Regions from separate parts of the Homo sapiens genome. Here region 2 is linked to region 1. Evidence: chromatin loops called from intact Hi-C (ENCODE). Cell type or tissue: breast epithelium. All regions are shown on one strand. Each heading gives the region's core, and the rest is flanking DNA. Links, peaks and the distances in the headings are about the cores only.

The links. A loop is a pair of places that touch in the nucleus more often than their neighbours do. Peaks named below come from ENCODE experiments on the same cell type or tissue, not always from the same donor. Only the 100,000 strongest peaks of a DNase experiment are listed, where the experiment ranks them.
Region 2: a loop joins it to region 1, with 30 times the contacts of the local background. A loop is called at or near these places in 1 of 110 quality-filtered maps.

The regions. Positions count from the first base shown.
Region 1 is chr3:192,452,188-192,468,176 of GRCh38, reverse strand. The region is part of intron 2 of FGF12 (fibroblast growth factor 12); the gene reads left to right. Among named protein-coding and RNA genes, the nearest start is that of FGF12-AS2, 55 kb to the left of the region's middle. RefSeq lists a silencer at 583-877. In breast epithelium, for the core only: no CTCF peak of the experiment used is centred there; no DNase peak of the experiment used is centred there.
Region 2 is chr3:192,504,384-192,520,372 of GRCh38, reverse strand. The region is part of intron 2 of FGF12 (fibroblast growth factor 12); the gene reads left to right. FGF12-AS2 (FGF12 antisense RNA 2) reads right to left here and starts at 5,351. Exons shown (of 2, transcript NR_046598.1): 1 at 4,865-5,351; 2 at 3,800-3,892. It overlaps FGF12-AS3 (FGF12 antisense RNA 3), which reads right to left and starts at 3,542. Exons shown (of 2, transcript NR_185499.1): 1 at 3,362-3,542. RefSeq lists an enhancer at 3,789-4,988 and a silencer at 6,079-6,373. In breast epithelium, for the core only: no CTCF peak of the experiment used is centred there; no DNase peak of the experiment used is centred there; H3K4me3 peaks cover 1,753 bases; H3K27me3 peaks cover 1,573 bases.

The DNA of each region.
Region 1 (15,989 bases), core at 3,651-11,650:
TTTTTCCAAAAAGATTGTCATTGAAACCATCAGACAGGAAACCCACTCTTTAGTCATAGAACTCCATGTCTCTTATGTATTCATGCAAAAGGGGGCTGTTTGAATTTCCGTGTCAGGACTTCCCCACTGTCGGGAGTGTACCATGGAAATTGGTGTCCTTGGTGAACCCTGGTCCAAGGTCCACGCCCTTTCATCCTCTGCCGAGGAGGGGAACTTTAGTAAATGCAAATAGCAAAGACATTTGAGATGTATATGGCCTGTTGTGCTCGGTGCCTGCCGCTGAAGACTTCTTTTAGAGCCTCTTCTAGATGTCAAAGCAAATGTGTTCTCTGAGACAGCTTTGCTACATGTTAAGTGTAGGACATTGACCTGGGAGTCAGAAGACCTGTCTTTAAGTTTGAGCTCTGCCATTTCCTAGCAGGGAGGCATTGGGCATTCAGTGGTTCTTCATGTGCCTAGTATTTTTATCTTTAAAACGGGCCTGAATCTTCTATTGCTAGGAATTCACAATCATGTAGTCCTCTTTTAAAAGACAAACAGAGACCTTCCTCTCTGTAAGTGTAGCTGTGTTTCTTGACATAGCATGTCAGAGGCAGCCAACCTGTGAATATTTCTTTCTTAATTATGGTAATTCCATATAACCTTCCACGTTTTCCTCTTCAGCACAGTGCTCTAGGCGTCCCGCTCACCTGTTCGGCGCACAGTCTGGCTAAAGTAGAACTCTGCTGCCATCATCTGGCCAATTCTAGGTACTGTAAGGCTGGGAAACTAACAAAAGAGTAAACAGATTCAGGAATTTACAGAATCATAGACCTCTAAGGAGGTGGGAGATCCCTCAGAATTCACCTAAGCCGATCCCTTTGTTAATAAGGAAACTGATGCCCATAGAGGGAGAGTGAACTGCCTTGTGCTACTTACTGATCAGTGGGAGAATTAGGAGCAGAACCCAGGCCCATGCAGTTGAAATTAATTTTCCGACATATATGATGATAGGAAAAAGATTCGAATACTACAAAATTTGAATAACTGAAAAAATTCTAAAACCTTTTGCACAGGGCCTCTCTAGATTCGTCTTCTTTTAAATTTACTCTATGCAGATGTTACAAACAATTAAGAAAAAACCTAAAAATTATAAATAAGAAGAGCCATTATCTATTGTTTGTATCATCTTCCAACAAAATGGATATTTTAACCCTAAAAAAAGGCAGAACATAGCTAAAAATATGTGGCGATATTATATTACTTTTTTTTCTCATTTCGCTGAGGGCTAATGCAACTTCTTTGCTGGTATAAATGTCTGTCTACAAACCACATTTGAGGGAACTAGTTATAATGAGGAGAAGCCAGGGGCTCTGGATTTTAATAACTGGGTCTGATTTCAACTCTTCCATACCCTGTGAGTGTGAAGTAATTTAACCTTGATCAGACCCCTGACCTTCTTTCTCTTGTCCCCCATTTCCTCATCTATGCTAGTGAATAGCTTCCTCACAGGAAATTTGCCAACATTAACTAAGAAAATTAAGGTAAAATTGGTGGTAACCTGCAAGCACAATAAGTATGCTTATTACTTTTTTATAATTATGGAGTAAATTGAGATGAGACAAAGAAATTTGTTAATGATATGGAGAGCTCTCAGGAACCCCTTTCGTCTTCTGCTGAGGAGGGACCCTTTGGTAAATGCAAACAGCAAATACATTTGAGAGGTATATACCTGTTGTGCTCGGTGCCAGCCACTGCATATGTGTGAATTTATTACATGTTTAATTTTGTCTCTGAGTGCGTGTGTGTGTGTTTAAGTGCTTTCCTGAGGATCTCGAAGACCACGCATACATTCTGTGATTTGCTGGAAATACTCACAGGATTTAGTAGATATCGTCATGTGAATGACATAACAGCATTACAGTCAACAAGAGACTTGCCTGTATGATGGTAATCCTATAATGTTATAATACCTTATTTTTACCGTATGTTTTCTGTGTTTAGATATGTTTAGATACACTAATACTTACTGCTGTTACAATCAGCTGTGGTGTTAAGTGCAGTAGCATGCCGTACAGGTTGGTAGCCTAGAAGCAGTAGGCTATGCCACATAGCCTAGGTATGTAGGAGGCTGCACCATCTAGGTTTGTGTACGTATGCTCCGTGGTGATCGCACAATGCTCACAGTAGCGATCGCCTGATGATGCATCTTCCAGTCATTAAGCAATGCATAAGCATAGTTGCACTATCCACTGAAGTTTATTGCAGGGAAAGGAAATATAACAGGATCAATAGGGGAAAAGATACTCAGAGACTGTAGAGATTCATGCGGAGGCTTCTGATGTTTTCTGTCTCCTCTGAGGGAGCACTGAGGGTGCTCTTTTCTTCAGCAGCAAAAAAACGCAGTAACATGTATACAATGTTTCTTCCCAGGAAGCTCATTAGAGACAGAGCATGCAAGGAAATTACCTGACTTGGGAGTGGGGGTCGGGGAGGGCGACAGTCACGTAGGCACCCTCTGCCTAGCAGCTATCAAAATTTAAGAAAAGTAGCTATTCAGCATAAATCGCATTGTTTGTATAGACAGTCTGTGCACAGCAAACCATCTTTATCAGAGAGAGAATGGAGGGAACTCTCCATCGACCAAGTTTCCAGACGCCAGCCCAGGGCCAACCTTTCAAGACAGACACTCTAGAGACAGCAGCCTCAGTTCCACTTTCTTAACTTTTTTCTGCACAGTCAAGATAATTTCTACAGATTCTGAGTGTAGGGCAAGTCTTGGGTTTATTTTTATCAATATGGTTTTAAAAATTCATGTATTCACCTTATATCCATATGTTAATTCTCAACTTTTACCTGATTGTATATTTTTAGACGGTGTTTCGGAATTTGGGATTTTTGGAAGAAATTTAAATATTTCACTGTTGCCAGGCTATTTCTTTGAAAAGTTAAGTCTTCAGTGGACTCAAACATAGAGAAGTTTTATATTGCCTTATTAACCAGCTAATTTGCATTTAACTTAAGAAAAAGTTCTGCAAGGTAAAAATTCTTCTATAAGTTTTTAACAAATAATTGGGATTTAATCTGCCCCAATTTAGATGCCAGTGAGGAATTTACATTATTATACACCCACAGAAATATCATTATATAATGTTAAATTGAAGTTGTACTGTGTTATATTAATTAAAACATACATGATCTGTAATAAGAAAGCACGGGATATTTGGGGGCCTTTTCTCATTAAAATCAGATCACAATGAGATAGGAACTTCTCCTCCACTTGATGCTTTAGCTTTGCTCATTCAGCTCTAGGGCATTTTTCTTCTTAACAGCCAGACCTCTCAGAGGTGTGTCTGCACCTACTGTCTCTATTGCCACACCTGTTTTTAACACATTCAGGCAGGCTTGCACTACCCTTCCCCAGTCCACAGGAAAAAGCTGTAATCCAGTTGTGTAAAGCAGAGCCCCTTCTCCCAAAGGAAACTTCTGCCATTCGGTCCAGCAATCCTGCTACTAGGTATCTACTCAGAGGAAAAGAAGTCATTATGTGAAAAAGAGACTTGCACATGCATGTCATTACAATTAGCAATTGCAAAAATATGGAACCAGCCCAAATGCCCATCAATCAATGAGTGCATAAAGAAAATGTCATACACACACACACACACACACACACACACACACACACACACACACACCATGGAATACTACTCAGCCCTAAAAAGGAATGAAATAATGGCATTCACAGCAACTTGGATGGAGATGGAGACCGCTATTCTAAGTGAGGTAACTCCGGAATAGAAAACCAAACATCCTATGTTCTCACTTAGAAGTGGGAACTAAGCTATGCGGATGTAAAGGCATAAGAATGAGACAGCGGACTTTGGAGGCTCAAGGGGAAGGGTGGGAGGGGGGTGAGGGATACAAGACTACCCACTGGGTACAGTATACACCGCTTGGGTGATGGGTGCACCAAATTCTCACAAAATCACCACTAAAGAACTTATCCATGTAACCAAACACCACATGTTCCCCCCAGACCTACTGAAACTAAAAACAGCAACAGCAGCAACAACAAAACTCATCCCTGGGCCCCACCCTGAGCAGTGTAATTGGAATCTCTAAGGGTGGACCCAGGCATTGTGTGTTTTAAAAACTTCTCACGTGCCTCTAATTTGTAGTCAAGAGTAGAACCACTGATCTAAGAGTAGGAGTAGAAAAAAGAGGGTAGTATGGCAAGGTTGGAGAGCTTCACCAGTGAGCCGGGTTTGGGTTGGGAACACTGGCAGGAGTCATAGTATGGACGATAATAAAGCATGTTGTTTTGCAGGTAGCTTTGTTCTTAATTTAAAAAAACAAAAACAGAAACTAACCTAAAAAAAGAACAAAACAGATGAATACCAGCTACTCTGATTTAAGTGAGTTAAGGGACTAAATCCTACCCACAAGCTCTTACTCTTCCATCATCCTTTCACATGATTCCCTGTCATGCCTAGAGCTTCTGGAAGCAGAGTTCCGAAAGCACCCATCTAGGTGCCAGCCACTGTGCTGGGCTGGGAAGGTGTCGGGTGGTTTTTGGGAATCAAAACGCACGACTGTTAAGTGCAACTGGCAGCTCATAGGATATGTGATGTTAACTTTTGGGAATGGCCAGGTAAGCTTGAAGAGTTCATCCCCAAAAGATAAAACCATAACCAGTTGATGGAAACAAGGTATGTCTTTTATTATATAATATTTTGATAATTCCTTTGAACAACGACAACAACAACTTTTTTTTTGAGACAGAGTCTCACTCTGTCACCCAGGCTGGAGTGCATTGGTGCAACCTCAGCTCACTGCAACCTCTGCCTCCCAGGTTCAAGAGATTCTCCTGCCTCAGCCTCCCAAGCAGCTGGGACTACAGGTATGTGCCACCACACCTGGCTAATTTTTTGTATTTTTAGTAGAAATGGGGTTTTGCCACGTTGTCCAGGCTGGTCTCGAACTTCTGGCCTCAAGTGATCCACCTGCCTCAGCCCCACAAAGTGCTGGGATTATAGGCATGAGCCACCGCACCCTGCCAACAACAAAATCTTCTATCACCCTAAAGTAACAACTTTGAACAGCTTGGTCTGTTCCTTTCTAATGCCTTTGATATTATTTTCCCTCCTCTATACCTGGGGATTTATTATAACTACAGTTTTCCAGCTTGCTCTTTTCACTTGACACAATAGCATGAGCATGGTTTCATATCCCCACAAACTCTTCGTACATCATATTTTTAATATCCCTGAAAGCTTTTCGTAAGCCATTACAGTTGTGTAGCTTCTACAGAGTGCTTCTCTTATATGGCTGCATATTTAAATTTCTTACATTATAAATCAGTTATTTGTATAATTAATATATATCATTATCATATGAAACTTTATACATAAAGTCCTTTTTAAAATGTATTAAGTCTACTGTAGGCTTTTAAATCAAAAGTTAGGGGCATTTGTACCTAATGTCCTCTCAGTGAACTGTCATATTAAAGAACCTTGGTAATGCCTTCTTAACTATCTGAGAGTTCTTAACTTGCCAATAACTCTGTGTCAGTCTATTTTCTGTTGTTTATAACAGAATACCTAAAACCAGGTAATTTATAAAGAAAATAAATTTATTTCTTACACTTATGGAGATTGAGAAGTCCAAAATTGAGGGGGCATATTTGCTGAGGACCTTCTTGCTGGTAGGGACTCTCTACAGAGTCTTGAGGTGGCAAAGGGTATCACATGGCCAGGGGGCTGAGCATCCTGCCATACTAACTCAGATCTCTCTTCCTCTTCATGTAGAGCCACCAGTTCCTTCCCATGATAACCCATTAAATGCATGAATGGATTAATCCATTCATGAGTCAGAGCCCTCAAGACCCACTCACCATTTAAAGACCTCACCTCTCAATACTGCCACATTGAAGATTAAGTTTCAACATGAGTTTTGGAGGGTATACTCAAACCATAATAATCTCCGTCCAGAAGAATTTATACTCCCACTGTTTTATTGACATTAGAAATTCTTAATAGTTTCAGTGTTTGTTAATTTTATTATTTTAATATACATTTCTTTATTACTAGTGAGTTTTAAAAACATGTTTTAAATTTCAAAATGAAACAAGCCATATATTTTATTTGATTCATTTTCTTATCATCCAATAATCATTAAGTAATAATGTGTGTTTTTTTTTTTCTTGTGACAGAGTTTCGCTCTTGTTGCCCAGGCTGGAGTGCCGTGGTGCGATCTCAGCTCACTGCAACCTCCACCTCCCGGGTTCAAGCGATTCTCCTGCCTCAGCCTCCCGAGTAGCTGGAATTACAGGCACGCACCACCATGCCTGGCTAATTTTTTGTATTTTTAGTAGAGACGGGGTTTCAACATGTTGGCCAGACTGGTCTCAAACTCCTGACCTCAGATGATCCCCCTGCCTTGGCCTCACAAAGTGCTGGGATTACAGGTATGAGCCACCGTGCCTGGCCAAGTAATAATGATTTTTAAAAAACATCTTCCCCACACTTCTGCTTACACACATACTTCTGTTTAGGGTCAGATAACTGAAAAGTGAATTCAGTTATAATCTCAGTTATATAGCTTGTAGGAATGAGAACATAAAATTTCTTTAAATTAAGAAATAAAAACCACATCAGATAAAAATACTGATTAGGATTTGATAGATACTAGTTTATAATTTACCTTATAAATATGATGGAATTCCAGTCACTATTAATCCTTCACAGGAATTTTGTACTCTTCTCTTACTTTAGGGTATTTAACCTAATTTGGGTATGTTCTATAGTGCTCACCATTTTTGATATCACAGTGCCAATATTTTCAATTGTCATTATAAATTAGGCAAATGTGTTCCATGAAGATTCTGTTTAACTTTCTTTTTGATGATCTCAAGCCTGAATGTTTTGAGCTGGAGGTGTGCATGTGGATCATTTTTTTGGCATGTCTTTAAGCATGTTCCTCCCAGTGTAATTCAAGGTATATTTGTTATTCAAAAATAAATGTTTTACAATGTTCATTTACAAAAATCCCATTGTTAAATGATTGCATTTTCTGAATAAGCTTCAGCCTGTGAAAAAATGTGTCCTGTATGTTATATAGGTTATCACATTGAGTAAACATTACTTGAAACAGATCATGGATTATAGATTTTAAAACTGGCCCCCATATCACTTAGCACAAACTGTGAGCCATACCACATGCTTAATGAATATATGTACTCTGGATAAAAAAGAAAGGTGCAAACACTTAGCAGTACCGTATGGCAGGAAATACATAGGAATTAAAAATGCTTAACTTTTTGCTCCAGTTCAGTTAAAGTGATTGTGAGAAATTCATTTTAACTCTCTAAGCCCCATGATTCTTGCCCTAACCAGCTTAGAGTGCTCTTGAAAGTAGCAAATTAAATAATATATAAGAAAAAAGTTTCCAACTGTAAGGCACTATCTAAATGCAAGTAAATGCAAAGTGGATATATATATATATATATATATAAATATATGTGTGTGTGTGTGTATATGTATATATTTGTTGTTGCTGTTGTTGTTTGTTTTTGTTTTGTAAAGGGGTGAGTGTGGAGCTACAGAGGGGAGATTCGGAAAGCGTCTGTAGCCTGTGCTTGCTGGTTGCAGAGCACGTGTACTCTGCTTGCGGGTTTAAAGGCACTTATGTGACATTTGTTTCAGAGTTGATTCTCAGAGACCTGATACATGAGCCTTATATTCCACTGTTTTTCAGTGGACATCCTGAACTTCGCTGCCATTCCTCTAGCTCCGCTCTGAGGCTGTGGGCAAAGCTCAGACAGAGAACTCAGGCAGGTTTCTGAATTTAGAAAAAACTCCCTCTTCCTACCCGAACTTAAGCATGAGTAGGAATAAAATTTGTGTGATCCAAGTGGTTAGTTCAGCTGAGTCTTTTGGAAAAGGAAGAAGTTCAGGCAAGGAAGAAAAGGTTGGAGCATGCTTTACATTTTCTTTGCCTATTATGACTGAGATCTTGTGCTTGTCTTTCTCATTAGGTCCCTAACAGTCAACAGAGTGTTCCCTAACTCCCCCCTCCCACAAGGTAGAGTTGGTTACCTTTCTTCTCACCCACCAACTCTTCTTTGTAAGTATTTGCATTATCCCCATATCGTAAATGTACTTATGTCTGTTCATCCTGCATGACTCGAAGACTAGATTGATCTAGATCATCTTTGTAGCTTAAAAGTCTAACATGTCTCTCAGTACATGAAAGGTACTCAATGAGGGTTTTTTGAAGGATGTTGAATCACCTTCTGTCTCCTTCTCTCCCTCTCACACACACACGCACACACACAAACACACACACACACACACACTAAACATACATGCAGGAAAGATTTCTTTTCAGATTATTAAGAATTTTTCTTAAAAGGTTGTACAAGTATAAGCAATGCCATATTTTAACCAGTCAGATTAAAGCACATACATCTTCAAAACTATTTTATTTTTCCTTCTGGAAACCATGCAACCATTCTAAATTTGATTCTATTATTAATCCACTTTAATATTTGAATCAATGTATGCAATGTGCCCAAAGACAAGGCTCATGCAGAATGATGCCTTGTTTTTGAAGACAAAAAAGATTAAAATGTCTGGTTCCCATGGGAATGTAGCCATAGACATGGAAGCAATCAAATAAGATTCACAGTTTTGTAATGTTGTTACTGCACAGCATTTTCCAAATCCTTTCATTTTGAATGTAGCATCATAACAAATGCGAGTTAAACAATTTAAGTTGACCAACTTATGTCTCCTAAATACCAGGCAATTCTTTTGAAATGAAAGAGAATCAGATGTAGGAAATGCCAAATTTTGTTGCCGTTTTATTTAGCATTCACAACAAGAATTGAAGCTCAATTTTTAGATCTGATGAGAAGTTTGCTAACTTAACTAAGTTGGTGAAATCGAGCAACTCCAGTATTTGATAATTTAATTCTGAATTGCTATGGAATTCTAGGAATTATGTTACAAAAATAGACAAGATGAAGTCTCTGCATGTATTAGCCTGTTTTCACATTGCTGATAAAGACATACTCTAGACTGGGAAGAAAAAGAGGTTTAATTGGACTCACAGTTACACATAGCTGGGGAGGCCTCAGAATCATGGTGGGAGGTGAAAGGCACTTCTTACATGGTGGTGGCAAGAGAAAATGAGGAAGAGGCAAAAGCAGAAACCCCTGATAAACCCATTAGATCTCGTTAGACTTATTCACTACTGCAAGAACAGCATAGGAGAAACTGCCCCATGATTCAAATTATCTCCCACTGGATCCCTCCCACAACACGTGGGAATTGTGGGGATACAATTCAAGATGAGATTTGGGTGGGGACACAGCGAAACCATATCATTCCACCCCTGGCCCCTCCAAATCTCATGTCCTCAAATTTTAAAACCAATTGTGCCTTCCCAACAGTCCCTCAAAGTCTTAACTCATTTCAGCATTAACCCAAAAGTCCACAGTCCAAAGTCTTATCTGAGACAAGGCAAATCCCTTCTGCCTATGAGCCTGTAAAATCAAAAGCAAGCTAGTTCCTTCCTAGATACAGTGGGGGTACAGTTATTGGGTAAATACAGCCATTCCAAATGGGAAAAATTGGCTAAAACAAAGGGGTTACAGGCTCCATTCAAGTCCAAAAACCTGTGAGGCAGGCAAATTTTAAAGTTCCAAATTGATTTCCTTTGACTCCAGGTCTCACATCCAGGTCACACTGATGCAAGAGGTGGGTTTCCATGGTCTTGGGCAGCTCTGCCCCTGTGACTTTGCAGGGTACAGTCCCCTTCCTGGCTGCTTTCATGGGCTGGCATTGAGTGTCTGCAGCTTTTCCAGGCACACAGTGCAAGCTGTCGGTAGATCTGCCATTCTGGGGTCTGGAGTAGGGTGGCCCTCTTCTCACAGCTCTACTAGGCAGTGCCCCAGTAGGGACTCTGTGTGGGGACTCCGACCCCACATTTCCCTTCTGCACTTCCCAAGCAGAGGTTCTTCATGAGGGCCCCACCTCTGCAGCAAACTTTCGCCTGGGCATCCAGGCGTTTCCATACATCTTCTGAAATCTAGACAGAGATTCCCAAACCTCAGTTCTTGACTTCTGTGCACCTGCAGGCTCAACACCACATGGAAGCTGCCAAGGCTTGGGGATTCCACCCTCTGAAGCCACAGCCCAAGCTTTATGTTGGCCACTTTTAGCCACAGTTGGAGTGGCTGCGACAGAGGGCACCAAGTCTCTAGCTGCACACAGCACAGGGACCCTGGGCCCAGCCCACAAAACCACTTTTTTCTCCTTGGCCTCCAGGCCTGTGATGAGAGGGGCTGCAGTGAAGATCTGTGACGTGGCCTGGAGACATTTTCCCCATGGTCTTGGGGATTAACATTAGGCTCCTTGCTACTTATTCAAATTTCTGCAGCCAGCTTGAATTTCTCCTCAAAAATGGGTATTTATTTTCTATTGCATCGTCAGCTGCAAATTTTCTGACTTTTATGCTGTTTCCCTTTTAAAACGAAATGCTTTTAACAGTGCCCAAGTCACCTTTTGAACGCTTTTGCTGTTTAAAAATTTCTTCCGCCAGATACCTAAATCATCTCTCTCAAGTTCAAAGTTCCACAAATTTCTAGGATGGGGGCAAAATGCCACCAGTCTCTTTGCTAAAATGTAGCAAGAGTCACCTTTGTTCCAGTTCCCAACAAGTTCCTCATCTCCATCTGAGACCATCTCAGCCTGGACCTTATTGTTCATATCACTATCAGCATTGTAGTCAAAACCATTCAACAAGTCTCTAGGAGGTTCCAAACTTTTCCACATTTTCCTGTCTTCTTCTGAACCCTACAAAGTGTTCCAGCCTCTGCCTGTTACCCAGTTCCAAAGTCACTTCCACATTTTGGGTATCTTTTCAGCAACACCCCACTCTACTGGTACCAATTTACTGTATTAGCACATTTTCACACTGCTGATAAAGACATAGCTGAGACTGGGAAGTAAAAGAGGTTTAGTTGGACTTACAGTTCTACATGGCTGGGGAGGCCTCAGAATCATGGTGGGAGGTGAAAGGTACTTCTTACATGCCAGTGGCAAGAGAAAATGGGGAAGATGCAAAAGCGGAAACCCCTGATAAAACCAACAGATCTCATGAGACTTATTCCCTACCACGGGAACAGTATGGGGGAAACTGCCCCCATGATTCAAATTATTTCCCACTGGGTCCCTCCCACAACACATGGGAATTATGGGAGTATAATTCAAGATGAGATTTGGGTAGGGACACAGCCAAACCATATCACTGCATGTGTGGATTTATGTTATAATCTAGAAGAGAGTGCCTAGCTTTTGAGTGTATAGGAATCATACATTCTCATAGTACTACCTCTATTCACTGCAGTATGGTTGAACTGAGTCTCCAAGATATTTACTAAACATCTATATAGCTAAACCCTGCAGGGTGTAATTCTTACCTTGCAGTCCTTATCTGCAAAGAGTTCATACATAAAATGTTCTAGGTGGTGGTATTTAAGTCATTTCATTTTTTTAACTTTTAAATTATTTTTAAAAATTTTTGTGGATACGTATTAGGAGTATACATTTATGGGGTAAATGAGATTTTAAAATAACTTAAAGAATCAAATTAGATCATTTCACTTATTTTAAAAATGTATTCATCAATTTTTTTCTACAATAAGCCTGTATCACATTTATAATAAAAAAGATTAATCTTTGGAAAGTATTTTTAATGAGGTATTCAAAACTATCTAATTGCAATGAAACTCCATTCTCTAGCCTGCTTGACAGCAGGCTTTGGGCTAAGATATCTCTAAGTCTCAGATGACCTCTGCCTCTTAATTCCAAGTTTGGTCAGTGGCATAACAAATTTGGTTTTCCAGTTTCTTTTATACATAATCCTGAAAGTAGAAAGAAATTTTTGATAACTGTGTAGGTCTAAAACATAACAATACATTTCGAATTTTAGAGCATAATTACATTTCAAATATTTTCTCTTGTATTCTTCATAAATTGTGAAAATGTAATAGACATTACCATGTTTTTATCATCTCTCATATTTTGTCATATACCCAGAATAGTGATACCTAATGTATCAATCATCTTTTCAGAGTTTAGGTAATGTGAGTCAGGTTGAGTTGATAACATATTATGGACCCAAAAGACCAGTTACTGGCTTTAGGGGACCACCTCTGCAAGGCCCCACTTATTAACCACTTTGCTTCTGTCTTGAGCATCCCATGAACTGTGTGAAGTATGTTTTCATCTTTATGATTTTTAATGCATGTATGTGGAATTGTGTTTGAGGGACCAATGGAACTGTTGACATTTGGTATCATGGAGGCGTGTGGTTATTCTGAACATATTCTCAGTTACATCTACTAATATTCTGCAGAAAATCTTAGAATTATTTATGATAGAAACTTAAAGCCATCTAAATATGCAGAAGCATGGTAAAGACTAAGTGCATTAGAGCAAATCATTGGAATATTATTCAGTTATTGATAATGTTATAAAAAGTTTATAACAACACGTATGTTTATATTTAGCATATAATGTTAAATAAAAAAGTTATAAAATGTTATCATTGCATCTAATCCCATAAACACAATAAACTGTGTAGAGATTAAAGAGATCCTGTGTGCAGAAGGGGCCAGCCCTGACCATCTCTCTGTCTAAATATATGATGTTATCATTTCTATTCTGCTGTAGGTACACCATGTTGATGCAGAGTTTCCTTGCAACTATTTCTCTTCCCAGAATTCCACATAAGATTTGGGTCCAAAGGCTTCTGTACTCTCAGTTTCTTCCTGATCAAGAGTTTCAATCTTCTTGTCATCACCCCATCTGAGTTGAGAACTAGAGTGACAGAGTCATCAGAAACCTAAGAGGCTCAGAGAGCTTTTGATCCTCTTCTTGTCCCCTCTCCGAAACAGTATTTCTCCTCCAAAGAGTTTCTATGTCTGCATTTTATGTGGTGGAAACTTTCTGTACATCATATTATTCTTCTTTCCAACTCTATAGGCTTTTAATTTTAGGAAGTAATTGCCCACTCTTTTCCAAGCAATAAGTCTTATGGCTTAGCTTTGATGTTAGAAGTTCAGTAAAAGTAAATTTCTCACCAGTAAGAGAAAATACATTGAGAATTGGGGGAGTTTTTTAAAAAAGTATTCTCCCCATTTGAAATTAATAATTAAAATAATTATTAGAGAAAGTGGAAATATTGTAAAAACTGAGATGTCCAAGCCCACAGACATCCAGAATAGATGTTGAGCCTTGTAATGTCCGTCTTATTGTTGAGCTCACAATTGATTGTCTGGTTATGTACCAGACATCTTCTGAATGTGTCACCTGGCCTGTTCTCTAGTGTGACACCTTTTTCTCCTCAGATCTGTAGTAATTAACAATCAGTATCATTTTAAATTTTTGGTGAAATTATCGCTAATGGTTTTGTGTCCTTTGTCATTTTCTAAAACTTTCTTTGCCGTGTGAAAAGGGCTGGAACTATGTAGTCTGAGAAGTATGCCTTTGACACCTTGCTGTGTTTCTCTCCTTGCACCATGTTTATCAGACTACAAGGTTTAAGCCCTTTTTAGGTTTATGAAGTAAGCCTTTTATTCCTGAATTTTTTTTTCTCCTTGTACTTTTCAATTATTTTTCCTTATTTTAGAAGTATCTCTCTTTTTGAGTGCATAACATTTCTAGACTGTATTTGTACCAGACACTCCCCATGTTCATTTTATTCTGCTGACGAAACAGGAAAATCTTTGTGTTTTTGATAAGGACTGTGGAAATAGAACATGCAGGCCTTTCTTGTTAAGAGAGATGTAGGCTGGCGCAGTGGCTCATGCCTGAAATCCCAGCACTTTGGGAGGCCGAGGTGGGTGGATCACGAGGTCAGGAGATTGAGACCATTCTGGCTAACACGGTGAGACCCCATCTCTACTAAAATACAAAAAAATTAACCAGGCATGGTGGCACGCACCTATAGTCCCAGCTACTCAGGAGGCTGAGGCAGGAGAATCGCTTGAACCTGGGAGGTGGAGGCTGCAGTGAGCCAAGATTGCGTCACTGCACTGCAGCCTGGGCGACAGAGCTAGACTCCATCTCAAAAAACAAAACAAAAAAAAAAGGAGAGAAATGTAGATATACATCTTTAACTTTTTGCCAAATTTTGATTAGAAAGGAAATAATAGACCAAAAGTATTGCATGGAGAGAAAGAAATATCTTTGGTCCTAAATATGTATTATTTACATAGATATTATACTTATTAAAAATACTTCAAGTTTATAGAGAAATAAAGTTTAAACCCAGATTAGTTAAATTTGATTTAAACAAATGGATTTTGCTAACTAACTGATCAAGGCAAAGATCAATATGAGCGTGAAATTGGGAGACTAATCCCATGGGTCTTCATGCTAGGAGAGCTGAGCCCAAGCCAAGCAAGAGACATCCCCTCATCCCCCAATAAAACAAGCAAAAGTGATCACAGATCAGTACTAAATCCTGACAAAAAAAATGCAAATATTCTCTGAAGGAAAGCAAACATAGTTAATCATTTTCTAATAATACCTTAAAGAATTAAAGTGTTTTTACTTCCATTTTGGAATTCAGTTCCCTAGGAGACAAATAGATCCTCAGAATGTAAAGATATTAGATAGAATCAGATATGACCTTGAAGTTAAATGTGACCAAACTCTCCAAATTTTTTTTTTAAAAAGGGGGGGGCATTCTTAATGACCCTTCAAGAACCAAGAACTTCATATATTAGAATGGTCAGTTTCAGAATAATACAGAGCTATGTATAAAATATTTTAAAAGTAAAATTTATAAGTTTAGATATAGAAGGAACAAAAGATTTTCAAATGTGATCAAATTAGTTTCCCAAAAGAATCAAATACAACTTTTAAAAGTGAAAGATATAATTGAAATTAAAAACCCAATAGATGGTTTGGAAGTATATCAGACACAGCTAAAAGAAAGAATAAATGAAAAGGGAGACATATATGAAGTGATTACCCAGGTCATAATAATGCAGAGAAGGAAGGTAGAAAATATGAAAGAAAAGTTAACTGATATGGAGGACACAATAAATATCTAAGCTAGATCCAACTGGAGTCCCAGAACGAAAGGACAAAGGCAGTTGAGAAAACAAGTAACTGAAAATTGTCTGGAATTATGGAAAGATACGCATCATAGATACACAAAGAAACAGGCACATTAGGTAGGTTAATAAAAAATATGCATGTATATACAATAAAATATTTGAATGTCAAAGAAAGTATAGTGAAGTTTTAGAACACCAAAGAAAAAGAGATCTTAGGAGCAGCTAGAGAGAAAAGACTGATCATCTGCAAGGGAACAATAATTAGGTAAAGAGAAGACTTCTAAAAAATGGAAGCTGAAAGACCGGAGCAATACTGTCCACATTTTGACACAATCACGGACAAGGATGCTGAGTGGAGCCACATAGGCTGTGCACTGAACAACTCCAGAGGGGTGTGATTCACATAGGATTTAGTTTGTGTAGTGTTCCCTGGAGTTGGCCAATGCAGCATAAAATAGAATTTTGAACTCAACAAAATTATCTTTCAAATATGACCTGTAATTTTTCAGGAAGTAGAAGAGGAAGCAATTTCAGCCTCATATCATGAGACCAATAGAACCCTGTTACTAAAACTTGACAAAAATACTTAAGAAAATTAGTAGAGACTATAGCACGTAACACAGAGCCACAAAAAATCCATAATAAAACACTGACAAATCAAATCCATTAATGTATCAAAAGGAGAATAAATTATGGCTAAGTGGAGTTTGTCCTTAGAAAAGAAGTTTGGTTTATCATTAAAAACTCACCAATCTATGCAATTCAGCATATTAACAGAATAAAGGTTAAAATTCACATGGTCAACTCAACAAATACAGAATAAAAACATTTAACAAAATTAAACACCCATTCACAAAAAAATCTCCTAGCA
Region 2 (15,989 bases), core at 3,335-11,334, 53 kb before region 1:
TAAGTGAATATATTATAAATAACGGAAGTCAGGCCTTTCACTGTCAGAAAGAAGTTACAAATAAGGAAAAGGCAAAAAATAAAATGAACCTGGTGGTATTGACTTAGGATTGAAGTATTAACGATATCTATCTCTATCTCTAGCTCTACATGATATATCAGAATCTATCTAAAAAGATATACCGATAGAAATGTAGAAATAAATATGATGTACGTGTATGTGTATATAGATTTCCTAGCTCTCTCTGCTGAGAGGACCTGAGAGCAATAACACCCCAGTAAGAATGAGGACACTTAGCGCTCAGATGTTGGTTGCTATTGTTCTCCAAAGAAAGAACCCAGACTCATTTGGCAATCATTTGAATCCAGGGCTAGGGTAGAGGGGACAAAATAAACTTGGAACATTATGTGATGCCAAACAATTAAGGAACTGCTAAAAAACAATTGGGGTATGTCAAAAGGACACAATAGCAAATCAGAAGGATCTCCCAATGGCTAAAGCCAGAACAATTTTAGCCACAAAATAAATAATGATAGTATTGGATTATAATCCTTAGAATAAATATCCTTGAGGCCATACTGATATAAATAAATAACTGAATACATAAATAAATGTAGGAGAAGGAACAGCTCTTACAGAATTCCTATTACTTTAGACAGAATAAAGGAAATACAAAAGTCACTGCCGGGCAAACTGCACATTAATAATTGTTGCAAGCAAGATCTGTCAATGGATGCTAAAATCAGTGGATAAAAGTTTGAGGAAAAATAGGACATTAGCACAGCATCAAAGTTTTTTCCTCAATATATTTATCAATTATAAATGAAAAAAATGTAACTTTACAATATGGAAATCTAGTAGACATAACTTTAACCAGGCAATCAAGGTTAATACCACTAACTGACATCATGTACCCTCCCCCCTGCCATAATGATATACTAAGAAGGATACAACATCACTTCTATGGCATTCTTGCCAAATGAATAACCTTAGACTAATCATTAGAAGACATTGGACAAATCCAAATTGAAAGACATTCCGCAAAATATTTGACCAATACCTATTAGAAATGCCAAGGTACTGAAAGACAGGGAGACTGAGGGACCATCACAGATTGAAGGAGATTCAAGTGACATGACAATCAAATGCAATATGGGTCGTAGTTGGATCTGGTACAGAAAAAGGACATGAGGGTGGGGAAGAGCTGGTGAGAGCTGCATAGCTGGTGAGAGCTGAATAAAGTTTGTAGTTTAGTTAATCACAAGGTACTAGTGTAAATGCTCTGGGTTTGATATTTGTACACTGGTCATGAAAGTCATTAACATTAGGGAAATTGGGTAAATGGTATGTATGAACTCTCAGTCTTATTTTATAACATTTGCATAAGTGGAAACTTATGATAAAAAAGTTTGGAAAATAATAGAAGGAGATAACGAAGATGAAGAAGATGAAGAGAAGGAGAAGGAGGAAGAAGAGGAACAGGAGTCAGGGAGGGGAAGGAAAAAGAAATAAAAAAGAACAAAAGGAAGAAGAGAAATTTTAAAATAACATGTTTGCTTTTTTAAAAACAGTATCAAGATTGTATTTGAAGGTATTGCTAAGATGAGAGCTACAGGCATGGTTTTGTGCCCTTTCAGAGTCAATGGGCTATATGCATAACATGGAACAAAAATGCCATGTTAGATATCGTACTGATTTTCATCTTTTAGTTTATATGTTGGTTTCTTTGTGAAAATAAATTTAATATCAATTCAACAGACATTTTGCCATTGATATATTCAATAAAAGTTTTGCAACCTGGCATGATTCTTTATATGTTATTACCAATTCAACATTCTCTTCCAAACAGATAAATATACTGATTAATTGCACAGCTGATGCCAAGAGTGAACAGATGCCTATGTTTAGTCTTAATAGAAAAATATCTTAGATAAGTCACAATTTAAATATCTCAAAACTCCCTTACACAATTATTAATTTCTACAAACTCTTAGTAATTATTTTTAAAAAGAAAAAATTTAGGTACTAGGAATTCAAACACATTCATCCATCATTATATACCAGAATTCCTAATCCTTCTCAAAAAGTGCTAACTTATTTTATTTTGAAGCCACACTGGTGAGTCACTTGCTATAATTTGTCCAAGATGTCTAAGTCAATTAGAAAACAGAAAGAATGGCTAACTTTAAAAAATCCCAACTACAGACAGATAACATAATTTAAAATTTGGGTATTAAAACAATAATATATCTGAATATAAAATTAAAAATATTATTGCCAGTAAAATTTTGAGTTTGGCTTATGGGATAATACACAGAAAGGAGAAAAGATGAATGTTCTTGTTCAAACTAAAATACATCACTTTCTTACCCTTCATGTGCTCCTGGCTATTTTTTTTGTTTTGTTTTGTCTTTTTTGGGATGTTATGATACATGTAAAAATGAATTCTGATATATTGCTCAAGATACTTCAGAAAGACTGTACTCTGTGTGCCTAATTGTGGAAGTGGGTGACAATCACATGAGGAGTTGCTTTAAAAAGCATGAACATTGAAATCCTGATAAGTGTAAGAGCCTTTTTTAAAAAATAAAAAACTGTCTAAGTAATACAATTCTACTGATCAAGTCCCTTTCATACTTACTTACAAAGTAGAAACTTATGTTGATATATACTTACAAAGTACGAGCTTACTATTATCAAATGTCCATACTATACAGTAAGAAAATATTTTGCATTAAAATGTTACGTGCCCTCTGAACTCACCTGAAAGCTCAATACCAACAAAACAATCTATAAATGTAATACTTCAGTTTGTTTTTATAAGTACTGTGATGATCCATTTCCTCTCTGGTCATAAGAATCACTGTGATAGCCATTTAAACAATACAGTACACTATTTGAATATTAATTGTACTGAGTTGTCTTTCCTGCTTTGCATCCTAAAAGTTTACAATCCTGTTGTGGAGTAAGAAGACTCACACATAAATGCTTCCTATAATCAAATAACAGAGCCACTGTATTAGACGTCAATAGTCTAACACCCAGAACCCAGGGAAGTTGGTAATAACACCTTATGTTGCAAAGATAATTAAAATCTTCAAAGCACTTTCACATGTTTTACCTAATTGAACTCTTGCCACAACCTTGCCAGGAGGCAGAGAGGGTTGTGATAAATATAAAAACTGATGCTCAGGAGGTCATATGTGTTTTAAAATCACACACGGACCTGTTCACTCTGCTCAAGTGCCGTCGAGGGAACCACAGCATTGTCCTGTTCATTTGCTATTTTTCCAGGAGTAGCACTTCCCTCAAAGTAAGGAAATAGCTCTAGGTATTGGGTTCCAGAATAGGAGAGCCCTACCGGAAAACCGTGTTCCGCTGCAGCACAAAGGACTATTTTTAGATGTTTTCCTTTTGCTAATTGTCTCTCCCTCTGTGGGGAATTTCTATGGGTAGAATCCCAGATGAGCCAATTTTCTCACTAATTCTCAAAGAGACAGGAAAGATGAAGACCATGGCTCAGGTTGCCCTGGGGCTGCATAACTTCTTCGGTGATGTCACTGCAGTGGTTTTAGGAAGATCTTCAAGGACCTTGGAGCTTAAAGAGCTTGTGATACCACTGAACAACAGGACTAAGAGGCGACTAGAAAGAAAGGCCTGGGCATATCTTCTTGAATCTTGGAATCACCCCAAATGACCTTTCCTGGAGCTTCAGCTTTGAAAGGAGCTAAGAGGGTGTGAACCCAGGTGGTGGCTGTAAACTCAAGCGGCCCTCCAGATGTTCTGGTTTTTCTTCCATCACCTCTGAGAGAAAAAAGGAAGAGACTTCTTCCAGGCAACTTCAAACATCATTTCAAGTGTTAGGGAGCCAGTGGAACCGCGAATGTTTAGCCTATATAAGAGAAAGAGAACAGGTGTGATGCAAACCATTTTTACTCCCTTGCAGGGAAGAGCTAACCAGTTAGTGCTAGGCAGCCTTGAGACAATGGATGGAACAAAGGTGAGGTCAGTTGTTGGCTCAACCTCAGGGAAAACCTAACAGTTTTCGTGCAATGAATTACCTAGGGAGCTGCTGAGTTCACTGTCACCTGGATTATTCAAGCAGAAATTCACTGGTATGAACACTGGCATTCATCGGAAAGTGAAAATGATTCACAACCCTACAGGTGGGGTCTAAATAATAATAATTGCAAACACTATTTTAGCACTTACTTTAAAACAAGTGTTTTCTTAACTCTCAGGGGGTGTGTGAGACAGATGCTATCTTTAACTTTCTTTTAAAGATGAGAAAATTGAGGGACAGAGCGGTTAAGTAATTTGTTCAAGGTCACACACCTAGTAGGAATTTGAACTTAACGCTGCTTGTCTCTAGTGTCTGTGCTCTTAATCACTTGTATTGCTAAGTGTCCCCTAAAGTCCCCTCTTGCCCTGAGATTCCACATAGGGTTACGTCCTGTCACTTCGACAGCATTCTTCCCATGCTTACTCATTGCACTTCCAAAAGGGCATTGTTGGCATCAGGAAAAGAAAAAAAAAAAGAGTCAAGGGGGCTGCTGGGAAAAAAAAATCGAGATCTTTAAACTCATGGAGAAGCTGTTTGGTCATCGGGGCGGGCTGGCAGAGGCAAAGCCTGCCAGAATACTGGCGCCAAAGCGAAGCGCTCTTTTGTCTTCAGATTTCTCGCCTCACCTGCCTCCTCTCCCTCTGTCCCTTCTAGCTCCACTTCCCACTGCACCTATGCTAAGCTTTTCTAGGAGCCTGAAAGGCACGGGGACAAACAAGCACGCCGCTGCCAATCCTCTATCTCACACCCTCTTCCCCACCCAGATTGACGGGGAGACGCCCAGGGTGGTAAGTGACTTACCCAAGGACACAGAGCCCCGACCAGAAAATCCAGGTGTCCAGACTCCCACATCGGCACTCTGTCCACGCCTACGCACACCTGACTTCTCATAGCCGGCACCCAGGAGCTTTCTTTATTCCACGTCCCCGCCTCCCTACCCCACCCCCTAGTTCCCTAGAGTCGCTTCTGACGCTCTGCAGCCTCCGGGGTCCAGCCCTCCCTGCGGGTGCTTCCCTTCCGCCGGATTCCCACACCGGAGTCGCCCTTGGCCGCGCGCAGCCCGCGGGACCGCTGCCTTCCGGGCTGGAAGCCGCGCAGCCCTCTCAGCGCCTCAAGCCCGGGACGGCTGGGACACCGAGGTAGTCGGGCTCCCAGGGCACAGGGTCCGGCACCGAGGGCAGGAGCAGGGGAGGTGCCAAGGACCCCGGTCCAGAAGGCACCTGTAAGGAAGCACCGACCCGCAGTGACGTCCTCCGCGTCGTCCTCAGACCAGCCACCGCCTCCGGAAGGTCTCAAGGGGCCGTGCTCGAGCCCACCGAGGGGTGGCAGCGCCTCGGGCTCTCGGAGGGCTGCCCCCGGCGGACCGGCACTTCCGCGTCCCGGCCCGCCCCCTGCCGGCGCCCGGGCTCCCTCCGGCTCCATGTGCAAACTCCCCTCCACCTGGGCGCGCGCGATGGACTCGGGACCCGGCTTCCGAAGACAGGCCGCCTGTTGGTTGGACTACTAGCGCAGGTGGGCGGGGAGTTGACCAACCCCACACACGCGCTTCTCCATGAAGATTCTTGAGCTTTCTCTGAAGAAAGGAGTGCATATGCTGCAGTGTCTCTGTGGAAGGAGCCTGAGGTCCAGCGACAGCCCAAGTGGTGAGAAAATGTTCTTTCCCCAGCCCCCAAACACTGCAGAATGCCCCCTTCCCTTCTTCCGGGGCCCTCTCCGCCGCCCTCCTCTGCTTCATTCAGCGCTGCCTGTGGCGGAGGGAAGGCGTTTCCCGACTGGGGCGAGGTCAGGGCCCCTCCGCTGGTTCTGTCTGTGGGTATTTTTTCTTTTAAATCCCTGAAGTCATCGACGCTTTGTAGGGAGAGCGCGTTGGCTTTCGCCGGGCGCGCCTGGGCTGAAACCTGCGGGTCTCTCTCCAAGCGGCGCTGGCCGTGACCTGCGTTCGCACCTTCTCGCGGCCCTCTCTGCGATTTGCGAGGGCGGCGCGCGACTTGGAGTTGTTCAGTGTCTCCGAAAAGTTGCTCGTGCGTTCCACAGGAGAGGGGACTTTTAAACAGATGGCTGGCAAGGCAGGTATATTTTCTTTTTCTTGCTTTGTCTGAAAAGTAGACATCTGGCGGTGGTTAGGGGTACGTTTCCCCTGGAGATTTAGCGATTTCTGTCCTTGGTGCTGAAGTAGGAGGGTCCCAGTTAGCCTTGGGCTTCAACCGGGTGCCCTGGGAAAGACTACACGGAGGAAAAGAAAGAAAATCAGAACCTTTGAATGAACTGAGATATTGAGAAAGGCCATTAAAAATTGAATGAAAAAAACCCCACCAAACTAATATCAAATAAGTGTGATTCTTTTATGCTGAAGTCTTGCAAAATGGTGTGCTGTTTCACCACGTTTCCTCCATTGTCTATCTCTAATTGTTTATAAAGTTCTTTAAAAGGTTTGTATAAGTTATCTTTAAAGTGGTGTGTCTATTAATCTTGCAAGGGCTAATTCAGTTTCTGTGTCTTGATTTTCCTTTTACAAACTGGGAGTGGGGTGTGGGAAGAGAACAATGACACCCTAATACATCTAGACAAGTGTCTTTTTGCCAAGAAATATACGTTTTTGGTCCATGAATTCCAAATAATTTTACTTTTCAAAAATTTAACAACATTATACAAGATTTCGTGTTTAAAACTCCATATGTTATTTTGGAGAGTCTGATTCATTTGGTTATGGCACCTATTTTCACTCTGTTCTTGAGCTATGAAAATTATATTTGGAAAGATTATAATATATGTAGGTTTCATTCATTCTTATAGATCTTTGACTTTGTGGTTACTCATCAGTCTAAATGAAATATAAAACTACTTAAAAAGACCTAATTAGAATTAAATAGAAAACTACTAAAAAGAACTGATTTATGAAATTGCAGAACACACTTTCAAAATGGAATCAGCAACGAGATCTCATTTTTACTTCCATGCAGTTCGGAAGATTATTTGTACATTATTTTTTGCCATTATATTTGTAAGTACTAAAACGCATCATACCACTATATTCTAAACGAAGTGGCTTTATGTTAAAGTTTCGTGTTTTGATATACATATTTCAAGAAGCCAGTAGAGATATGTGTTATTATTTCATTTTTTCCTGGTCCACAGTAAATATAATGTGAATAGATCATAACTTGGGTATATGTCTCTTAGAGGTGAAAATTTTAAAACTGTGTAGGGTATGTAATGAAGACAGGGCAGTCTCTCATGTCAAATTAGGAAAGATATTCAGTTTACCTGCAGAGTCAGTTTCCTAAATAGCGATAGATCCAAATAGAAGGGTTAACTTATGTGATTGGACAGCATAGTTTGTTGCAAGTATGGGACTGATTTAGTTGTAACACATTCTCAATAAGTCACTACCCATCTTTGAAACTCATTATTTTTATCTGACAACAGTGGAAATGATAGACATAGCCTGTTATATATATATATATATATATATATTTATTTGAGTATACTCTAGGTTTAACAGTGAGTCTGTGAAAACTTGTGTTTTATTTATATATGCATTTTTACTTAGTGGGGTAGAGGAATTCTTGTAAAATGGTATTTAGTTCCAAGTAGTGAAGTTTCCTTCCCACCCTTTCCACAGACAGAGGTAATATACGGTTTTGTATCAGAAGACTGTTTCTGGGAACTAAACTACCTTTACGAAAATTGTGACTCTTTTAAACTTATGATCTAGTGTAACTAACATGGCCTTGCTGTTTCCTAATTAGTGCATAAATGTAAATTACTATAATAATGGTACCTACCTAATAGATTGTTGTAAGCATTAAATGGATTAATAGCAGCTAAAGATTTAGTTGAGCTCTCATAGTATGCCAGGCACTGTTATAAGAACTTTAAGCCTACTATACACCATGTGCTTAGTATATTTTAGGTCCTTTTATCATTGTGTTCTATTTTAAAGCGATATTTTTTTCATGTGGTCTGTGCCATTAGTATGACCTCACAGCAATTTTTCATGTAATATTGCCATGCCCAGTGTGCATATGCAAATTGAGGTAATGATATCAAACATTTTTTTTCACAGAGCAAATGTATAAAAACAGCTCAGATGAACCACTCTAATTTTTAAAACTAACTTAAGGAGAAATTAAGTAATATTTTAAACAATGTAAGCATGTATAACAAAGTTTTATGCCAGCTGCTTCTTCTCCATTATTTTACAGTTGAGGGAGGTGAGGTCCACAGAAAGGAAATAACATAATTTGTTACAGTAGGTTAAGAGATTCTCCTAACAGATTGCTGAATAGTTGGAATTATAAGCATTTTGATATTTTATTTAAGTTTTATTAAATGAATAGTACTAAGAAAATATAAACTAATCATTTATTTTGAGCTTTTTAGTATCATTAAAATATATTATTGCTCCGGTCTTTCCTCTACATTATCAGATATGAATGTCTTGTCTAGTTTATCCATCATATTAGTTTCTGAGTCCTTTGTACTGCAGTAGGATGGGTATAAGCTATCAAATGGAGGACAATCTCAGACAAGGTTGAGTGGATTGTTTAAGGCTAAATTCTGGGTCTCTTATGATTCTTTTTTTTCCATTTCTCAAAATGAATTTTTTTAAGCATGTAAAACCCATCCATTAAATGAAAGATTTCAAGTTTAAGATGCTAAACAATATTGCTAAGGTTAAATGGCACTTGTATTAATCTGATAATATATTAAGTTTTTAGTTTAAAGGGGAAGTAAAGCAAGTTCATTTTTCTCTAGAGATAGAAACTTTACAAAGAAAAAGACTCACAGAAGAGTAGTGATTAAAACAATAGCTAATGCCTATTCCCATTCCTCTCAAAATGTAGTCAGGGGAAATGTGGAAGCAATCCATCAGAGTGGTGTTAAAATTGCAGGTTCCTCATCACTTCAGCAGGAAAGACCATTAAAATGTTGTAGAAGAGGAATTCCTGTCCTAATGATCAGGCTCCTGAGAAAGCTGGGTTAAGTCTCAATCTGAAACAGAAGGGCAGCATTTTTGGCAGTAGGTCCCTACAGTAGTAGTAATAGTAGCAGGTGTGTGTGTGTGTGTGTGTGTGTGTGTGTGTACACACAATTGCTTCCTTGCTTGCCTGTGTTATCACTTGGGCTGCCCCAGAAAATCAACCTCCTTCTGTGTATAGTTATGACTCTTCTGCGTTATTTACTCAGGGGCTTCTCAGGCTGGTAGCCTGAAGGATTATCAGATGCCTAGAGACTGAGCTAAACAATCACATCAAGTGGCCTTGATGTGGAATTGAAACACTGTAGGCAAAAAAAACCTCAACGATCCTATAAAAAACACATACCTCAAACTCCATCTTTCCTAATCCCTGAAAACCTATGGCCTTTTTACTATCTCTATAGTTTAGCATTTTCTAGAATGCCATATGGTTGGAATAATATAGTGTGTAGCCTTTTTATATTGACTTCTTTCACTTAGTAATATGAATTTAAGTTTCCTCCAGGTCTTTTCATGGTGTAATAGCTCATTTCTTTTTAGCACTGCATAATATTCCATTGCGTGGATGTACCACAATTTATTTATCCATTCACCCACTAAAGAACATCTTGGCTGCTTCGAGACTTGGAAATTATGAAGAATAATGTTGCTATAAACATCCTTGTGCATGTTTTTCTGTGAACATAAGTTTTCAGCCTGTTTGGGTAAATATCAAGGAGCACAGCTATTGGATTGTATAGCAACAGTGTTTAGTTTGGTAAGACAGTGTCAAACTGTCTTTCAAAGTTGCTGTAGCATATGGCTGTCCCACCAGCAATGAATGCAGGTTCCTGGTGCTCCACATTTTTGTCAGTGTTGTCAATGTTTTGGATTTTGGGCATTCTAATAGGTGTGGAGTAATTTCTCATTATTGATGCAATTTACAATTCCCTGATGACATATGATATTGAATATCTTTTCATATCCTTGCTTGCCACCTGTGTATTTTCTTTGTTGAGGTGTCTCTTAATGTCTTTTGACCAGTTTTAAATCAGGTTGTTCATTTCTCATTGTTGAGTTGTCATTAGCACTTTTCACCCAATATTTTGGGTCCTTCTGCTGGGCATATTGTTGGATGGCATTATCCCATTCACTGGAAGTTAGGTGTGGCCGTATGACTTGCTCAGACAAATGAAATGTGAGCAGAAGTGACACACTGGAAGCTTTCATAGCCTGAGCACAACTCACCTCAGGTTCTTTGCTGCAGCTGACATTCAAGGCAGTGGTTACTCCCTTAGCCTGTGTACCTGAGTATCTGTGATGAAGAGCCCCGCCGTATGACCTATGATAGACATTTAATGCAAATAAAAAGTTAAAACTTCTTTTTGTGAGTAACTTCAATTTTTAAGTTAGTGTATTATCTAACTTGCCTTTGTTGATATAATAAGGCGGTGCAGCTTAAATAATAAGATTTAATGGAAAGTTACTGAGCTATGTTGAAGCCTGTTTTCAGTTAAAATGCTCTAATTTCTCTGTGATATCATGTGTAGTATATAATAAATAGATGTATTGATTTCTGTTTGTAGTCTTTTGATAATTAGCTTAGCATACCAAATTATGAGGTTTTGTTATTACCATTCTAGTTAGTGTGTGTCCTGAGGCTAGTTGGTGCATTATTCCTTAAATGATATCGATCTCTTTTCCAAAGATGTAATTAATCCCCACTGATGTTTTCCAAGAACTTTGAGATTATTCTTTCAAAGTTGTAATTTAATTGCAAGACTCTGAAAAACTCAGTCATTCCTTTCTACTTACTCTAAAATGTGGAAATTACCTTTTGAGGCTCCCGATCACATCTAGGAGAGGAAGAGTTATCTCCATTGCCTGGAAAGCACTGACAATGTGGTAGCTTTCATCACTGCTGCAGTTTTGCCAGGCAATGGAAACTGCAAATAAATGCTCCTTTTCTTCTCTCAACTTATAAACAAAGAGTTGTGTGCATTGGGAAGAATATCAGGGAAGTAGTTTATGGTGAAAGGATAGGCTCAATGCTCCCATCTGGCTCATGGGCCAGCAATCCATTTGCCCGACTCTGTGTTAAGCACAGCAGAAGAGAGAAGGGAACCCAGACTTTTTCTGAAGCCTAGGATACTTGCACCATGCCAATTAACCTTCCAAATTGCCACCCCTCCCTTCTTTCTTTCCCTCTCCATCTGAGATTAGAAAGTTAGAGAAATATGTCTCTTGCTTCAGAGATTGCCATTTTCCAATTTAGCAAAAAAAAAAACCCTTCAGGATTGATTGTATCTAGGTTCTGTTTCAGGCAATAGAGACTCAGCAGGGAACTCTATACCTATAAGCAAAAGGTGTCATACAAGGCCAAAGTGCCAAAATGAAGTAATTAGGAGTCTCAGTTTGTTTCAGTTCAACAACCCTTACTTGATTTAATGTTTAATGGTAGAAGTCACCTCAAGGAAGGAATAATTAATTCAATCTAAGATTCATGATAATCTCTCTGAGCTTGAAAAGCATTTAGGAGTTCACAAGGAAGTGCTGGGGTATGACAGATGAGAGCTTTAATGGAAATGAGTAGTATCTCTGTATATTTTACTGGAAAAAAATGTGTTTGAATACAACTAAGATAAAGATATAAAAAGAAGCAATTTTTAACAAAAGGCAATTACTCTACAACTCAGTTCAAGTCTACTTAGCTTTGCCCATATTCAGATATCCTGCAAAGTTATCTATGTGATACCTTTTCTCTGCTCTTGCTTCAACATAAATCCATTTATTTACAGCCAGATATATTAGAAATCAGCTTCTTAGAAAGGTGCAAGTTCTATTCTGTGGTACCAGAGTTATAAAGAGACATCCAGCGAGTACTTATAGATCTGTTATCTCAGTTTCTATGGAGTATCTTAAAACAATGGAATTATTGTTCTTTGTCTAATTTAGTGTATGCAATTGTTATCCTTATGCCATGTAATTTTCACTGGACAATATTATGAATGTCATGTTTGAATATTTCTTCTGATGCCATTAAATGTGGGGCATTTGCATTTCATAGGGTGACAATCAGAAAGATACTGTGACTTTTTTTGAGACAATCTCTCTTTCTGAAATGATCTTTCTTGTTTATACATAAGCTTCTAGTACCGACCTACCCCCTCCACTCATTACTGTTTATAGAAACGATAGCATTGCAGTTGGTGTCACTGATTGCCCACGTTGTTACTTCAATGAAGCCAGCTGGGATGCGATTGCATGGTCTTTAAATAAAACTTAGTGACACAAGATGAATCTCTTTTTTTGAGGGGAGAGGGGTTGTTGCTAGCTGGATCATTTTTCTAAGGCACTAATTATTTGCTTAACTTGGAGGAACTTGAGAACCAGTGAATCGCCATGTTGGTTCAGCATCTGACCTTGGCTCTAAGGAACTTGTGGGTGGATAGCAGAGTTACAGTCATTATGAAGCCATTCTCAAAATGATGATGATGATGATCCTTTTACCCCAACTAATTCCACCATTATGCAAATAAGTCTTTGACTAGAGATAGTAGATGTGCCTGTAGTTCCAGTTCCTAAAAGGCTGAGGCCAGAAGATTAATTGAGATCAGGAATTCTGGGCAGTAATAGCCCTTTCAGCCTGGTGACAGTCTTCTGTTCACAAGCAGCCTGGGGATTACCTAAAAGTGGTGAAAAGGAGAGTGAAAAGTTGGTGTTGCATTGTCTAAAACTGCCATGGTACGGAATATGGAGAACATCAATCATTACCTTTGACCTTTGGGCTTGCAAATCTTATCGTGAGATAAAGTAAGATAGCATTCCTCCTTACAGTTATAGAAGACAAATTAGGAAACCGAGACTTCCCCAGGTGAAGATTTAGGTCTATGTACATTATTTTATCCTGAAAAAATTTATAAATTTTAAATATATTTATATCTATTTAAAATGTCTGTGTGCTTGTATGTGTGTGTGTGTGTGTGTGTGTGTGTGTGTGTGTGTGTGTGTGTGTATTTGGTCAAATGCATTAAAAATTGCTAATGGCAGTATAAACTACAACTAAATGCTAAGCCCCTTAATTGACTGACTGGACCCCCCTCTCAACCAAGAGGCTCACCCCAGAAGAGCCTTAAAAGCTGTAAAAACTGAGTTCATGGCCGGGCACAGTGGCTCACGCCTGTAATCCCAGCACTCTGGGAGGCCGAGGCGGGCAGATCACGAGGTCAGGAGATCAAGACCATGCTGGCTAACACGGTGAAACCCCGTCTCTACTAAAAATACAAAAAAATTAGCCGGGCGTGGTGGCAGGCGCCTGTAGTCCCAGCTACTTGGGAGGCTGAGGCAGGAGAATGGCGTGAACCCAGGAGGCGGAGCTTTCAGTGAGCCGAGATCACACCACTACACTCCAGCCTGGGTGACAATGCAAGACTCCATCTCAAAAAAAAAAAAAAAAACTGAGTTAATGGCCATGACTAGATGGGAGGTCAGATTCGCCGTTATATCCTCTCTGTTTTGCAGTTTAGACACAACTGACCAGCATTGTTAAAATGGAGATCATACGGCTGTTAGAACAGACTCTTTGTGGCCAAAAATTAGCAAATTATAAATAGAATCTAAAGCCATCCCAGGCAAGGGTTAAGTTATGCACCCCTACACTTAAAGAATAAACTATGTTAGCCGGGCTCGGTGGCTCACGCCTGTAATCCAAGGACTTTGGGAGACTGAGGTGGGCAGGTTACTTGAGGCTGAGAGTTCAGGACCAGCCTGGCCAACGTGGTGAAACCCCATCTCTACTAAAAATACAAAAAATTAGCTGGTTGCAGTGTTGCGCAGCTATAATCCCAGCTACTCTGGAGGCTGAGGCAGGAGAATCGCTTGAACCTGGGAGGCGAAGGTTGCGGTGAGCCGAGATCATGCCACTGCACTCCAGCCTGGGCTGCAAAGGGAGACTTCGTCTCAAAACAAAAAAACAAAACGAACAAAACAAAAAACAAAAAAAGAATAAACTATGTTCTAACTGCCACAGGATATTTGTTTTTCTGTAGCAGCTAAACAGGCACTGGCTTTGAGATAAGCAATGTTGAAACAATTACAGCTCCACCAAATGCTAACTGACCCCCAACTTCTCTTCCACAAGTGATAACTGTAGCTTTGATTGGACAAGAGATTGATATCAGTAACTTTCTCCTGATAAGAGACCATTGACCATGCACTGGCTCTGGCTGGCTTACAGAAGCTATGCACTTGAGTGCCTTCCTATCCCTGCTTCACCTTTTGACCCACTGGGCCCAACTGTAATACACTTAATATTAAGCCTCCACCCCAAAGTGAACATAGGTCATATGTTACATGCATATTTGTTCAGTATGCATGCATCAGAACTACTTTCATGAATATTCGTAACTCCTCCTATATTAGCCACCCTGTTTAGCATAAAGCTCCCACCCCAACCCTCCTCCTTCGAAGTTCGTGTGTCTGGTCTTCGCCAGAGCTACACTTCCCAGCCTGTGGGAATGGCCACTTAGCAGGCTGTTACCCTCGATAAGAAATAAAATCTCCTTCCCAGATTTATAATTCTGTGATTTTTCAATTAACCGCAGTTACCTTTAGGGAATTTGACAGCTGAAAAGGAAGACTAGCTTTTTACTTTACATGTGTTTATATTATTTAAATTTTTATTAAAAATGTGTTTCTTTTATAATTAAAAACTAGTGATTATATATATATTCAGATTATGCAGTTTTCTGATGATAGCACAAGACTTTGAAAATGTAAAATCTCTGTAGAGTAAGAAAATCTCTTATAAATCTATAACCCCAATATAATCTCTTCTATTCTATGCGTGTGAATTTTTTAAACAAAAGTTATCACACAAACATTAATATGTTTTGTTTCCTTTCTATGGGACTAAACAATTATTCTAAATATGGAAAGAGGTACATATATTGAAATATTTGGAACATATATTTTTTCCAAAAGGATTTACAAGCAGCTATTAGTAATGATTACTTGAAGAGAGAAACTTCTGAAGCAGCGGGAATGAGGCTTTCCCGTTTTAGCTTTGTGCATTTCTGTGCTGTTTCTAATGATGTGTACATATTGACTTTATTTAAATATAAGTAAGGGTGTAGCTAGGTGGAGAATAGTGAATCATTTTTGTTTCTTTTTTTTTAAGCTTGTCTGTATTTAAAAATACTAATGGATATGCCATTTTACAAAAGATTCTCCCAAACATGATTTTAAATTACGTTATGGAATGACATTACAGGTCTGTACCATACGTACCAGTCTACTCAATGCCATTTGATATTTAGATTTTTGTGTGTGCTGTGGGCTTGGGGGAGGACATCAGTAATAACTTTTCTTTCATTTTCTTCCTTTGAACTCCCTCCTTCATTCTGAGTTCCAGACAACTGAGAAAATACAGAAACTTGTCAAACAGATGGCTATCCACCTTCTTAGTTGATTGCTGGAATACTAGATTGGAGAAGATCAAAATGGAACTTAGCACCTTTCTCCCAAAACTAAATCTTGACACGTCGAACTCACCAGAGGGAAGGTCTGGGTCTACAGAGAGGACTCATCTGCTGAGAATCCCCGCCTCATCTTTGTTGAACCCCAATAGTAGTGTGAGAGAGATTTGGGTTCCACATCTACCTGTAGAGGCAGGTCGAGGTCCTGACCCATTAGTGCCTACTCAGCAGCTCAGGATGTGTCCAGCCTGTGGCCAGCCTGATCCACAGAGAAAGAAACAACAGGCTACACTTCACGTGTTCAATTTCCCCCCGATCTCACCAAACACACAAAAGTTTTCTCTTCCCTGGAAAAGAGTGAGAAGAATGGATGGAAGGGTAAAGACTCTTATTTCCAATACTCTGGGAAAGGCAGAAGTGCCTCTTTTGTGGGCCAGGAAGTAACTGTGGAAAGTGAGAGAGCAAATGTTAACTCTTACAGTGTGTAACT